2 separate regions of the Homo sapiens genome follow, and region 2 is linked to region 1. Evidence: chromatin contacts called from ENCODE POLR2A ChIA-PET data. All regions are on one chromosome and are shown on one strand. The core of a region is the stretch at or near the end of the contact, and the rest is flanking DNA. Distances in the headings are between cores, read along the strand shown.

What was found. ChIA-PET counts read pairs that join two places held with the same protein, here RNA polymerase II (POLR2A).
Region 2: POLR2A ChIA-PET joins it to region 1 with 12 read pairs in activated CD4-positive, alpha-beta T cell. The contact joins the promoter of C1orf50 here to the promoter of MIR3659HG in region 1. POLR2A ChIA-PET finds 5 or more read pairs at or near these places in 2 of 52 experiments (GM10248 and activated CD4-positive, alpha-beta T cell).

The regions. Positions count from the first base shown.
Region 1 is chr1:38,044,051-38,051,546 of GRCh38, forward strand. It overlaps MIR3659HG (MIR3659 host gene), which reads left to right and starts at 3,084. Exons shown (of 5, transcript NR_168386.1): 1 at 3,084-3,564. It overlaps POU3F1 (POU class 3 homeobox 1), which reads right to left and starts at 2,743. Exons shown (of 1, transcript NM_002699.4): 1 at 1-2,743. The coding sequence starts at 2,693. The coding sequence ends at 1,338. RefSeq lists a silencer at 2,804-3,133 and enhancers at 3,046-3,546, 3,547-4,047.
Region 2 is chr1:42,764,526-42,772,021 of GRCh38, forward strand. C1orf50 (chromosome 1 open reading frame 50) reads left to right here and starts at 2,724. Exons shown (of 5, transcript NM_024097.4): 1 at 2,724-2,865; 2 at 2,984-3,099. The coding sequence starts at 2,787. It overlaps P3H1 (prolyl 3-hydroxylase 1), which reads right to left and starts at 2,503. Exons shown (of 15, transcript NM_022356.4): 1 at 1,982-2,503. The coding sequence starts at 2,446. RefSeq lists an enhancer at 1,762-1,881 and silencers at 2,142-2,251, 2,872-3,011.

The DNA of each region.
Region 1 (7,496 bases), core at 1,834-4,333:
AATAGAGATGGGTCAGAAATTCGGAAATCATATTAAAATATCTTTTTCGGATTAGTCAGTGTACAAAATCCTTTAGGGTAGGAAGGAAGGGTAACCCGGAAAACCAAAAATAAAAACCAAGCACAAAATGTTTCTTCTCCCCGCCAGTGTGTACATATCTCACATATTTACATGGTTCCCACCTCACCCCAAACTTGGGGAATTTCTCTCCCGGCCTCCCCTGGCATCCCGCATCCCGGCGGGCTGGAAAGGGAGCAGAGGGAAGCTGCAGGGAATCAGGCGGAGGGTTCTCAGGGAACGGCTTATTTCTACAGCTGGTTAAAAAACAATCTCTCTAACTTTTCCAAGTTTCGTTTGGTGTGGCCAGGAGGGCAGGGCCCCGCGGGGAGCAGGGGCCGCGCTATGCGGCGGTCGGTCTGCAGCAGGGCAGAAGCCCCTTCCCGTCTGGGTGTGTGGGAGCGCAGACCCCTCCGGCGTGGCCGGGAACCAAGCCGGGGCTCGGATGAAACGAAACGAAAAATGAACACTCGAATTTTTTTTGTTAGTTTTTTTTTTTTTTTTTTGCTTTTTTTTGGGGGGAGGGTAGGGTAGGGAAATATAAGGGGAAAAATAAATTAGGCTAGATTAAAGCTTTGGCTATTTCCTGCTTTTATACACAGACGCGGCTCTCGCGACCTCCCCTCCGGGGCCCCGATAAATACAGTATACTGCGATTTAAATTAAGGGCGCGGGCGGAGTTAGAAGGACCCCAGGAGCCGAGAGGCTCCACGAATAAATAAAAACCGTAAAAAACCAAGCCCGGAGAAAGGGGAAAGCGGGGTGGGGCGCATCCTTATAGGAGAGAAGAGGCGTGTAGCGAATAAAGTGACAGCCCCCCACCCTGGACCCGCAGGCTCAGGAGTCCACGCGGGGAGAGGGGATGGAGAACTCTCCTCGCTTCGTCCTCTCTCCCGGGGAATCCCTAACCCCGCACTGCGTTACCTGTCGCTTTGGGGAGGCCGCTGCCGGGATCCGGCCCCGAACAGCCCGGGGGGGCAGGGGCGGGGGTCGTCGAGGGGATGGGGGCAGAGAGCAGGCGGCGGGCAGGATGCCCGGGGTGAGTTGGCGAGTTCCGGATCTTCGCTCCTCTCTCCCGGGGCTCGGGCGACGCAGCCTACCGGGCTGTCTTCGCCGCTCACCGGAGAGGGTCGTCCGGGTGTTTGGTTTTGTTCGAAAGTTTCTGGGCTTTTTTTTTTTTTTGTAAAATCCAAAGCAACCGAACAAAAAGAGTCCAGGCCGCGCGGGCGGGCTGCGCGCCCGCGCCCTGCAGCGCGCCGGCGGGGGCCCGGCCCGCGGGGTCACTGCACTGAGCCGGGCAGTGTGTGGTGGTGGTGGTGGTGCAGCGCCGCCGGCGGGGGCGGTGGGGGCGCGGAGGGTGGCGATGCGCCGCCCCCGCCAGGCCCTAGCTCCCCAGGCGCGTATACATCGTCCATGGGCGGGTGGCCCGCGCCGGCCGCAGGGGTCATGCGCTTCTCCTTCTGCCGCCGGTTGCAGAACCAGACGCGCACCACCTCCTTCTCCAGCTGCAGGCTGTCTGCCAAGCCGGTGATCTCGTGCGCCGAGGGCTTGGGGCACTTGAGAAAGTGGCTCTCGAGCGCGCCTTTGACCCCCACCTCGATGGACGTGCGCTTCTTGCGCTTGCGGCCCTGCGCCGCGATCTTGTCCAGGTTGGTGGGGCTGCCGCTGGACGAGTCGGTCTCCTCCAGCCACTTGTTGAGCAGCGGCTTGAGCTTGCACATGTTCTTGAAGCTCAGCTGCAGGGCCTCGAAGCGGCAGATGGTGGTCTGCGAGAACACGTTACCGTAGAGCGTGCCCAGCGCCAGCCCCACGTCGGCCTGCGTAAAGCCCAGCTTGATGCGCCGCTGCTTGAACTGCTTGGCGAACTGCTCCAGGTCGTCCGAGCTGGGCGCATCCTCGTCCGAGTGCTCGCCCACCGATGAGCCGCCGCCGCCCGCGCCCGGGTGCAGGTGCGCCGCCGCCGCGTGCAGGCCGCCCGCGTGTGCATGTCCGTGTGCGTGTCCGTGGGCGCCCAGATGCGGCGGCGGCGACGGCTCCAGCTGCGCCTCGTGGCCATCCTCGTGCAGCGCGTGGTGCAGGCCCGGCCCCGCGCCGCCACCGCCCGCCGCCAGCATCCCGGCCAGGCCGCCGCCGCCGCCCCCCGGGTAGGCCGCCTGCGCGTACAGCCCGAGCGGCTGGGGCTGGTGGCCCCCGCTGGCCCCGGGCGAGGGCGACATGGCCGGGCCCAAGTGGTGCGCTGTGCTGCCCTGCGCCCATGCCGCGCCCGCGTGGGCCGCCCCCTGGTGCACCAGGCGCGCGTGGAAACCTCCGCCGCCGCCGCCGTCGTCGGCTCGGCCGGTGCCGCCGCCGCCTGCCTTGCCGTGTTCTAGGTGCGGGCCGCCGGCCCAATCGCCGCCGCCGCCTCCTCCCGTGGGTAGCCACTGGGGGTGCGCTAGGCCCACGGGGTGGCCCGCGCCCGCGCCCAGCCACTCGTGGTGCATCAGCTTCTGCACTTCGCGGTACGCGGCCCCTGCATGCAATCGCTCCGCGGCCGCCGCCGCCGCCGCCGCCGCCGCGGCGTCCGGGTGCATAAGCGGCCCGGTGCCCCCGGCTCCGCCACCGGGGCCCCGCGGCAGGTACTGCGCGGTGGTGGCCATGCCGCCCCGCGCCCTGCGCCGCGCCGCCGCCGCCGCTCCGCTCCGTCTGCGGGCCCCGCCGCCTCGCTCCGCCGGCTTAAAGCCCCGACCCGCTCGGCGCTCCGGAGCCCCACCCCGCCCGCCGCCCATTGGCTGCCCGCGGAGCTGCCTCCCGCCTCCCCTGCCCGGCCCCCGCCCCGCGCGCCCGCCCGCCACCCTGCCCGGCCGCCCAGAGCTCTCCATTGGGCGTCGCTCCCGGGGTCCCGCGCGCCGGCCGTGCTGATTGGCCGCTGGGGCTTCATTCACGGCCCCCCTACCGTCCGCGTACACACTCACGCCCCGGGGGCGCGGCCGCCACGTGGGGAGTGGCGCGGGGGTGGCCCTGGGACCGCACCCCCTCTCGTCCTGGCTGTGTGGGCCCCGCTTTCCCCCAGCGCTGGAGACTCCGAGCCCGGCCGGTCCCACATTCCACGCGAGCTGAATTCCCGCCCGCATCCCGCCCGGGCAGCAGGGATTGCCGGCTCCGGGAGGCGCTCGGGCTCCGAGAAGCGGCTCAGCCCCGCGCCCCTCCCTCCTCAGTACCGCTGCCGGCGGACCAGGATTCCCGCGGGTCCTGGCGGCTGCGAGCGCGAGGCGGCGCGGATTCGCGGCTCGGTTCCGGCGCGACTGCTCACCGCGCCCGCCTCGCCTCCCGCGGCTGCCAGCGTGCACTGGGCGCTCCTCGGCGCGTCTGCCCGGCCCGTCTCGGCTTTCCTTCTCCTTCCTCTAGTCCCAGCGTCACAACTCCGCCGACCTCCTCTGCCCTGAGAGCGCGTCCGGTGCGGGCGGAGTCGGACGGACTCTGGCTTCACGCCTCGCGCGGGCACACCTTCTCCCGGGCACTGAGGCCCAGGTGAGTACCGCGCGGGCAGCTGGGGCTGGGACGGCGGGCGGCAGCGGTTCTACAGTCCTACGCGAGCCCCTGGTACCCGGCCGCGCTCCGGGGTTCCAGAAGGAGAAGATCTCGAGGTGGAGACTGTGGCTCCGGGGAAAACGCTGCTGGCAAGGGCGCTAGTTGGGGGTGGACGTTGGGCCCAGGGGTATCTGACCTGCGCCGCTGCAGCCTTCTCGCTCCTTCTCCCAGCTTGAACGGCTCATCGGCTGTGGTCGTGGTGGGATCACGCCCCGGGAGAGGAGAAGGATGGGCTCAGGGAAGGGGCTCGGGCTCTCCAGAAATCCGGCGTGCAGGCCGGGAGCTGTCCAGCCTCGCTAAGAGCCCTGGGCTAGAGTTTGCCCGGACTTGCCTGGAGCTGCTGAAAAGGGAATTGAGATTGAGGAGGCCTTGTTGGAAAGGTGGGCAGTGGAATTTAGCTACCTCCTCACGCCCCAGCCCTTGAGGACTCCCTGAAGGATCTTGAGTGGAGTCGGACCTCACTGCAGTTCCTTTGTGCCTTCTTACCCGACCTTGGGCCCCAGGCTGAGGGTACTGAGCTGTGTTTTCTCCTCTTCCCCACACCGAGGCTTGGGTCCCAGGGAGTCTTCAGCTGCCAGTCCTCCCTCTTTTCTCTCCTGGATCTAGCCTCAAGTGGATTTATAGCTTACAGGGCCCTGGGGTCCCAGATCACAGAACTGAGCTGGGGGCCCACCTAGGGCCCCACTGGGCAAATCAGGTCTGTGGAATAAATCCTTAGATTGAAAAAAGTTGCTGGGGGCTCAGGTGGCAGCTGCCATTGGAACGATCCAGGGCGGCTGGGACAGAGTTGACAGTGACAGGGGTCACCCTGGGCACAGACTTTGATCATGTGGGCCCTGAATGCCCTAGGACCAGCCAGGGAAGGAGTGGGACAGAGCAGGGCCCTTATCCTGCCATTGGCCACTGTCCTGAGCAGGCTCCGTGGTCCCACCCTAGCTGTAAGAGCTGCGATGGAGCTCTGTGTCTGAACCGAGCTAGAGATACTGGGCTTTCCTGGACTCTGGCCCAGGGAATGGTCACCTTGAGGCAGCCCAGGTCTTTCACCTTTCCCAGGCCTGGGAGGTAGGAGGAAGACTGGGAATTCCGCAGTGAAGTCCATGCTCGTGCCAGCCCTAACCAGGCCTGTGTGATATTGAAGCTTGGGCTTTCAACCTGGAGCTGCCATCATCTCCCTGGGCAAGAGTAACTCTGGTCTAGCCTTCCTAGCTCTTGGTTTTCCTTCCTGTATGTTGGGAATAACAGTACTATAGGCAGCCCACCTGTCTCACTAAGGTAGGTCAGATAGTTATGTGAGACAACGGGGGTGTAAAGCTCTCAGATAGGTGTTTACTTTGGTCGTTTCCATTGTTGCTGTTCAGTGACAGGCAAGGCATTCCCCCTCTCTAACTAAATCTCAGTTTCTCCACCTGTAGCGTGGGATTGCAGAGGTTTGGACCAGTCGACCTCTCTGGCACTTCTCACTCTCATGGTCTGTGATTCTGTGAATCTGTCTCAGTTCCTGTTGAAGGAAGTCTGGACAGCGGGCAGGTGTTTTGATTTCCAGCCTTTGGAATTGCCACTGAGGCTGGAAGAACAATGACCAACAGGCACGGATTTTTTTTTTTTTTTTAAATTATACTTTAAGTTCTGGGATACATGAACAGAATGTGCAGGTTTGTTACATAGGTATACATACAGGCACAGTGTTTTAGCAAGTACTTTTACCTGTACCTCTCAGCCCTGTGAGAGAGCACTGAGATTATTATCTTCATTGCCTAGATGAGGGACCCAAAATTTGTCCAAGGGCACAGGACCTGTGAGTTTTCACTCATCATTCCCCTCATTACCGTGGGATGGGGGTCTATGGAGGCAGCAGCTTTGGCTGGCACAGCAAAGAGAGCCCTTGGCCCTGTTTCTGGTAGGTCTCAAGGGCAGGCCAGGGCCTGCTGGGGCTCCTGAAACCGTCTTCCCATGTCTGTGCTGAATTGAGGGGCATCAGCAGTAGAGCAGTAGCGAGGCTTCTAGGTTATCAGCTTGTCACCCAGCAAATCAAAGTCCCAATCCCACCATGTCCTTTAGCAGCCCTGTGACTTTGTGTGAGCCACATTGCCTCTTGGAGCCTAAGTTTGTGCATCTTACAGTGAGAACAATAATGCCTGCTTTTCAGGATTGCTCTGAGGCTCCACAGATGAAATAAGGCATGCAATTTAGGTGCCCTTTAAATGTTAGATGCTGGCCTGGGCTGGAAAGCAGTTTGAAGCAGGAAAGATATAATTCTTTTCTCTGCTTTGGAAATTTTAGACCTTCTACAGGGATATGGGTTTGGTCTTGAGTCAGAATTTTCTTGTGTTTGAGTTAAGTTTCCCCCAGGAAGTCTTGACATCACTCTTAAGATTCTGTGTGGGACACTAGGGCTGAGACATGGCCACTGGTAGAAACATCTGCAGCTGAGCAACCCCTTTGTCCTGCAGCACCACCTTCTTAGGCCCTGGGGAGAACTCATCCTCAGACCCACAACACGTAGGCAGGGTGTACACACAGAGGTCAGACATCCACGTGACCCATGCAGACACAGAGTGGTGTGGGCATGAGAACAGGTGTGCACACACACACACACACACACACACACACACACAGATACAACCATGCAATTTAGCACAGGACTGAATGTACGGATTCACAATAGGAACACACAAACTTGCACCATTAGGCTGAATATTGATAGTCACACAAAGCAACACCCAGTGGTAAATACAGGCATGTGTCTAAATGGGGAGATACACAGAACCCACACATAGGCTGAAATAGGCTGAAGTAGGCACTGCTTTGCTGACACAGAGATACATGAAACCTAACAGGCTCTTGGGGCCACAAACATGGAGACTCTCAGCTGGTGTGCCGAGTCACACACATAGGCATACCATCATACTCACACACAAGAGCACGTGGAGCCAGCCATGCACACCCTCTCACCCAGATGCACAAAGAGGCTTACCCCACACATCACAGAGACACACAGACATATCTACCCACACCCTGTAAGAAATAACAGATCCGCTCAGGGGATCAGAAAGCAGAGGAAAGGGCTGTGTCCAACCCAGAGTTTGGTCCACATGGTTTGGTTGCAGCGCTAGGCCCAAGGCTTTTCTTTTCATATTTTTTCCCACTCTCCTTTTCTGTGGAGTGCAGCTCCCAGCCAGGCCGCCGCCAGTTTCAGAGTCTCCCGGGCCTCCCTCCCCAGTGGGGCCTCTGCCCAGCCCGCCCCCAGGCAGGAGCTGCTTGGGCTTTCCCAGAGCACAGCAGCCTCCTCCAGGCTCTGGAGTGTGACCGAGCGCCTACTCATTTGACACAGGTCACCGAGCCTCCAGCAGATGGGGCCCTCGCTGTGGGGGGTCTCTGAGCCGGGGGCTGTGGGGGGCTGGGAGTAGGAGGGAGGCTCTGCAGGGATGGACAGGCTACACAAGCTCCAGCTCCTTATACTCTTTCTGCAAAGCCCCGGGTTACAGACGTGGGACCTAGAATACAACTATACTCACGAGTCAGTCGTCATCAGCACCCTGGCGGCCACATACACAGGGCAGTATTCCAGACACACATCCCAGGTGTCAGGGGGCCTAACAATGGCACGCCGAGCACAGCTTTGGGAAGGAGAAAGAGGAAGAGCCTTGCTCAGCGTCTCCTGGAGGCAGCTGGGTCTGGCTGCTTTCCCCCTTTGGTCTCTGAGCCCCCGAGCTCTCTTCTGTGAGTTGGTCAGTTGGTTAGGAGTCCAGGATGGGTTGAGAGCAGATGCAGTTTCAGACCTCAGGCCTTTTCAGTGCTGGGGGAAGACAGGCTCCAGGATGCTCCACCTGGATTCCTCACAAGTCAGGAATGCTAAGAGATGAAGAGGAGAG
Region 2 (7,496 bases), core at 1,474-3,973, 4.7 Mb after region 1:
AAGTTTACTTTCTAAACTCAGTTTCCCTAATCTATCATCTGGAGATAGCATTCTCTAGCTATCTCCTAGCATTGTTGAGAGTTCAACGAGATAATATGCAGCCTGTAATACATGGTGCTGGGCACAGATTAAGTGCTCAATAAATTTTAGGTGGTATGATTAATATGCTAAGAAAACTTATTTTCTTATCATTGGTACTAGTAAAGGCACACTAAAGGAGTCAGCCCTGGTTAGGTGACCCAAGGTAAATAACTCCCCATCTCTGTACCTCAGTTTCTTTAACTGTAAAATTAGAAATTTTTTCAGGTCTGTCCCTTTCATGGAATTACTCTAGCTCTTGTGTCTTTCAGCGCTGCTCCTGCCTTTCTCTGTTCTCCCTCATGTCCTCACTCCTCTCTCCACCCCCAGCCTTCTTTACTCTCTAAGCACTGAGGTACTTAACCTCCTCTCTTGTGGACAAATGTCTGCCTCCTAATCAAGTGCCACCACTTTCTCCTTCTTCCAAGGCTCATTCACCATGGCTTCCAGAATAAGCGTTTTAAAACCCAAATCTGAGGATGGCTCCCTGCAGTCCGCAGAATTCTCTTCCAAATCTGGCCTCACTGACTTTTCTAGCCGCCTCTCCTACTACTCCCCACACACATCTCGACATTGCAATCACAAGAGTTCATTTTTTTTCCTGAATACATCATGCTTTGGTTCTACTTTTCTCTCTATCTGGAGGAGCCTTCTTTCCTCTCCCCCTGGCAATACTTAGGGCAGGCTTCAATATTACCTCTTCTTTGAAGTCTAATTTCTCTGAGATAAAGCTAGAGTCTCCCTCCTTTGTGCTCCCGCAGCCCTAAGTATATGCCCTTGCAGTAGCCCTTACTACAGTAACTCTTAACAGCAAAGCAAGACAAAGCAAAGACGTTAGTCGAGCATTTAATTACTTGTACAAGAACTGGAATGCAGTAGGTATGCAATACATGTTTGTCAAATAGTTTTAGAAAGTGCTATGATGAAGCGACATAACCAAAGACATAACGCAATTATTTTGATTTCAAGTCCAGCGCTCTTCCGAGTAACTAGGAAAAATGAGGGGAACTGTGTAGGCAGAATGCTGTGGAGGGGTGGAAATCTGAGGTCCCCAAGAGTCTCTAAGTGTCTCTTTAGATCGAATCGAAGGTCTTTTAAACAACAGATATACCAGATATAATGCACAACTCTTTCTCCCCCCACCCCCAATACAGTGGGACTAATAACAGCATCTACCTGACAAGATATTATGAAGATTAGGGCAAATGCGTTAATAAATGCAAACTGCTTAAAATAGTGCCTGGAAGTATGTGCTGGCTATCATCATCATCATCATCGTCACCATCACCACCACCAAACAAGCCTGGAACGCTCCAAGCCCAAGTGTACACTTGGACACATGGCACTCTGGCATTCCGAAAAATACTCATTTTCTTTGTAAACCTGGCAGACTAGCCAGAGGGTCCCCCCCCCGCCCCCACACACACACAGAAAGGGCCAGGCAGCCCCTGCTGGCGACGTGGCAACCTCACATCCTGAAAGAGAGCTGCTGAATCAAACAGCAGGAAAAGCACCACTGGAAAACCAACCGGAAGGGAGATATTGTAGACCGCTACTAGCTTCTCACTCGGACACTTACAATGACATCAGAATGGGAGACCCAAACTGCCGCTTTAATTCCTTCCAGGAGATTTCCCAGGGAACAAAATGGCCATGAGTTTTGCTTGGCCTGTGCCCTAACCCCAGGCTGGACCTTTGGGGTTAGCATCTGCCCATGCGAACTGGGCGAGGAAGGTCTCCTGCCAGGGAGCAGCTCTCCCCGGCTCCGAGGAGAGCTCCCCAGCCAGGAGGCCACTTTCCCCTCCCTGCGGACACTTCCCCGATCCCCCAAGCTCCTCAGGTCCCCTGCAACACTCCTCTCCCCAGAAGGACCCCGGCCGCCTGGTTCCAGGCAGGTCTGCACCTTGAAGTAGGCGACCTGCAGGTAGTTGTAGGGGCTCCGCTTGCGGAACTCCAGCTCCATCTCTTCGCTGAGCGAGTGGGCGGCCGGCGGCCCGAGGCAGCGGCGCAGGCAGGCAGCGCGACGCAGAAGGCCCCCGAAGAAGCTCAGGTCGCGCAGGGCGGCGGCGCCCGAGGCCTGGGCCGGGCTGGGGGACCAGTCGGGGTCCAGCTCCCACGGGAAGTCGGCGGCACACTGGGTGCGGCAGCGCAGGCGAAGGGCGCGGAGGGCTGCCCGGGAGCGCAGCGCCCGTTCCATGCTCAGGACCACCCCGGGCCAGTCCCCGCGCGCGTAGGCTGCGGTCCCCTCGGCGAAGAGCAGATCAGGCGTCACCATGCCCCATCCTGCCTCGGACTCGACCTCGGCTTGGGAGGCAGCGGCCACGACAGCCAGCAGTGTGGTCAGCAGCTTCAACGCGCGTACCGCCATCGCTCCCTCAGACCTAACGGAACCGCCAGCCACCCGCCACCAAGGCCGGAGTCCTACCCCCGGCGAAGGCCCGCCCCCGGGCGAAGCCCCACCTTCCAAGCCGGGCGGCGCATGCCCACGAGGCTTGCACCGCCTCTTTTCCTTTCAGTCAGCCCGGATCCCCCCACCGGCCCTCAGCGAATCCCGGCGCGTCAGCCGGAGCCCCGCCTCCGAGCTCAGGCCTTGCTCAGTCGAACTGACGCCCAGTAGACAAGAAAGACGGAAGCTCCGCCCACGCGCCTTTATGCGCAGGCTCTTCCTACTCGCACAGCCCAGGGAGTGGGGAGGATAAGGCGCTGTCATGGAGGACGCCGCCGCGCCGGGGCGGACCGAGGGGGTCCTTGAAAGGCAAGGAGCGCCGCCAGCTGCAGGCCAGGGAGGTATGCGGGGCGGGAGTCAGCAGGGGGAAGTCAGCTCCCGCGAGGCAGCCGGTCTCGGGGCTCCGCGGGAGGCCGACGGCGGGAGCTCACGGCTTGTGTTCCTGGGTGTGTGTCGCAGGAGCCCTGGTGGAGCTCACCCCGACCCCCGGCGGCCTGGCCCTGGTGAGCCCCTACCACACCCACCGGGCCGGGGACCCCTTAGACCTCGTGGCGCTCGCAGAGCAGGTGCAGAAGGTGAGGAGGCGCGGCCGGGGCAGCGAATAACCATCTTCGTTCACGTTGTACTCTGCGTCTTTCGGCTCAGACCTCACTACCACCTATGGTGGGGGTGGCATTTGCTCTTGTCTCCATTTTACAGACGAGTAAAGCCGACTGTCATTGTGAGTCGGTGGCCTGATTCGAATGACCTTCTGGGACCAAAGGTTCCTCTAACTGCAACTTGAGTGCCCATAATCTTCCTTCGTGGGAAGGTTTACACAACACTTTAGTGTTCATTATTTCATTTGCACCTTAGGACAGCCTTGTGAGGTAGGCAGTACAGAGTTATTCTTCCCATTTGACACAAAGAAAAGTTCTTCGGGAAGTTTCAAGGTCCGCTTATTTTAAGCTGCTTCCCATAAGATCTTTGTTACCTGAGAGTTTAAACATCTTCTAGCAGGGCAAGGACTCCAAGTTTAGTCCTCATTAAACACAGTATTCCCAAGCCCAGTGTTTATATATGGATGGCCAAAATAAGTCAAATAAGGAGGAAATGTGAAATAATGGAAAAAACACTGGAAGTTTGGACACATGAGTATTAATCCCACTTTTGATACTAACTTGCAGTGCGACTTAAGGCAGATTACTTCTCTCTGGACCTCAACTATTTTATCTGTGAAGTGAAAGGTTTGAAGTAGTAGAGCTCCAAGATCTAAAGTTTTGTCATTATTCAATGAAAAACCAGATTCCTTCTTATCTCTTATCAAGACTTCCAGTTGTACACCCTCTTCAGTGTCCACAGATGGAGGGTCCTGCTGTTTTAAAGATTATCATGGCCCCTTATCCCTGTATACACTATCAGATTTGGCCTTGATTATGTTCCAGGGTCTTTGCTTTGCCCAAAATTATTTAATGTGCTCAAATTCCCTCACATCTCTTTTTTTTTCAATGATCCTAGAAATCCTTCGAATCCTTTTTTTTTTAAAATTAAGAAAAATTCAGATACGCAGAAAGCTCCTTTAATTCAAAACTTGGCTTTCTTCTTTTTGAAGAGCTGGGGAGCAAAGTGCAACTTTTATTTATTAAGAGAATATGCATCTAGTTAATCAGATTACTCTTATTGGGAGGGAGGTTGGCAGGGACAGAATCTTGTGCACACAACGTATTCATGTGCTATTGAATGACTATCGTGTTTATTACGATGGCCTGAACAGATGGAAGAAAGAACACAGTTTTTGTCTTTCATCCTATAATCTTATGAAATACAGAGGATGCATTATTATGCTGCCTCTGTTTCCCCAATACAATCTGTATTTGAGAAGCTGAAGAAAAAAAAAACTTTAGAGACAAACAAATTGAATCAAACATATTAACTATCTAAAATGTACTTTTTGGCCAGGTGCCGTGGCTCACACTTGTAATCCCAGCACTTTGGGAGGCCAAGGTGGGTGGATCATTTGAAGTCAGGAGTTCGAGACCAGTCTGGCCAACATGGTGAAACCCCGTCTCTACTAAAAGGTGTGGTGACTCATGCCTGTAGTCTCAGCTACTCGGGAGGCTGAGGCATGAGAATCGCTTGAGCCCAGGAGACAGAGGTTGCAGTGAGCCGAGATCGCACCACTGTACTCCAGAATTGGTGACAGAGTGAGACTCTTAAAAAAAAACAAAAAAATGAGGCTGGGTGTGGTGGCTCACGCCTGTAATCTTAGCACTTTGGGAGGCTAAGGCGGGAGGATTGCCTGAGCTCAGGAGTTGGAGACCAACCTGGGCGACATGTGAAACCCTGTCTCTACTAAAATACAAAAAATTAGCCGGGCATGGTGGTGTGTGCCTGTAGTCCGAAGCTACTCTGGAGGCTGAGGCGGGAGAACTGCTTGAACCTGGGAGGCAGAGGTTGCAGTGAGCTGAGATCACACCACTGCACTCCAGCCTGGGTGACAGAGCAAGTCTAAAAAGAAAAAAAAATGGTGGTGGGCTGGGTGCAGTGGCTCACGCTTGTAATCCGAGCACTTTGGGAGGCCAAGGCGGGTGGATCACGAGATCAGGAATTCAAGACCAGCCTGGCCAACATAGTGAAACCCTGTCTCTACTAAAAATACAAAAAATTAGCCGGGCATGGTGGCAGACGCCCGTAATTCCAGCTACTCATGAGGCTGAGGCCGGAGAATCACTTGAACCTGGGAGGCAGATGTTGCAGTGAGTGGAGATTGTGCCACTTCACTCCAGCCTGGGTGACAAAGTAAGACTCCGTCTCAAAAAAAAAAGTACTTTTTTAGCAAGACTGACCCAGGTATTGGTGTGTGTTCAGAAAGCTCAGGAGGCCTGGTATTAAGGCATGAATTTTGGAATCTGACCTGTGTTCAGATCCTTTGCTGTTTATTATCTGTGAAACCTTGGACAGGTTGCCTCATGTCTGTGAGTCTTAATTGCTAAAATGAGAAAGTGAGGTTATCATCTCCAGCGTCATAAAGGTGTTGTGAGAAGTAAATGAGATGAATGTAAAGGGCCTCAGAGTAGTTGAGGCCAGGGTTAGTGCTTAGTAGTTGTAGGTACTCTTCCCTTCCTTTCTTTTTTATGAGGCTCTTTTGTTTTTAAGTTGTTCGTGAAATATTTTGCATTTTTTTTGTTTGTTTCTTTTTTCCTTTTTTTGGACCTCAGACTAATCCATATTTTGCATTTTATATTAACTCTTCAAAATATAAATTCAAATTTTGTTTATGAGATTTATTGCTAACACCTTAAGAAAAGGGAGGGTTATTATAAGGCCACCCCTAATCTGGAACTACCTTAGCTCTAGAAATACCTACTCTCTCCTTGGCCATATATGGCTCCTCCTTTCTTTCTTTCTTTTTTTTTTTTTTGAGATGGAGTTTCGCTCTTGTTGCCCAGGCTGGAGTGCAATGGCGCCATCTTGGCTCACAGCAACCTCTGCCTACCGAGTTCAAGCAATTCTCCTGCCTCAGCCTCCCAAGTAGCTGGGATTATAGACATGTGCCGCCATGCCTGGCTAATTTTGTATTTTTAGTAGAGACAGGGTTTCTCCATGTTGGTCAGGCTGGTCTCAAACGCCCGACCTCAGGTGATCCATCCGCTACGGCCTCCCAAAGTGCTGGGATTACAGGTGTGAGCCACCACACCTGGGCTTTCATTCTTGGAACAAAATGCAAATTCTTTTACCATGGGCTACAAGACTGCACAATCTGGTCTCTGCTCTCTTTTTAAACCCTGTTCTACACATTGCCCATCACTAACTACTCTTCAGCTGCACTGGCCTCAAATGCCTGCAAACTTTTTTTTTTCCAGCTTTTTTCATGGTCGGTCCTCTCCTTTCATTTAGACCCAAGTCAAATGTTATATCCTTGGTGAGGCCTTCTTGTCTGAAGAAGACCGTACCCTACCCCATCCAAATGACAGTATTATTAAATTGAATTCAAATACCTCTAGGCTACATATACTTTCCAATTCCCCACCACTCCCTATTATTAAACTTCATAAAAATGAAGTAGCTTTTTTACTTAACTCATTTGTTATCTTTAACCTGCTTCTACGACATAATTGTGGTTATTTCCTTCATAACAGTGCATTGTTATGAGTACATATAATATTAGCTTTAATCATCTTTACTTTTTGGTATCTATTACTCACTGGAGCTGTGCTTTAGGTAGCCACTAGCAACATTATGTCTGTTAAGCACTTGTGTTACGTTGTTAGTGTGGCTGAGGAACCGAATTTTGTATTTTATTTGATTTTAATTAATTTGAATTTAAAAAACCTGATAATTACTTCAATTATTGGAACTCAAGTATATTGGAACAATTTGAGTATGTGAATCAACTTTTTCACATATAAATTTTATTAAGTTTAAATACAGATGAAGTATTTCTGATGAAAATTTAGCATCCAAATTGAGATGTGCTGTGAGTACAAAATAAACACTATATTTTGAAGGCTTAATATCAAATGCAAAATATGGATTAGACTGAGAAGGACCAAAAAAAGAAACAAAAACAAACAAAAAATGCAAAATATTTCATTAACAACTTACAAATAGTGATTACATGTTAAAATGAAAATGTTTTTGATATATTAGGTTAAGTAAAATGTATTAGCTGAGCACGGTGGCTCATGCCTGTAATCCCAGTACTTTGGGAGGCTGAGGCAGGCGTATCACTTGAGGCCAGGAGTTCGAGGCCAGCCTGGCAAACATGGCAAAACCCCATCTCTACTAAAAATACAAAAATTAGCGGGGCATGGTGACGCATGCCTGTGGTCCTAGCTACTCAGGAGGCTGAGGTGCGAGATTTGCTTGAACCCGGGAGGCGGAGGTTGCAGTGAGCCTCTGCACCACTGCATTCCAGCCTCCGTGACAGAGCGAGACTCTGCCTCAAAAAAAAAAAAAAAAAGTATTGTTAGAATTAATTTACTATTAACGT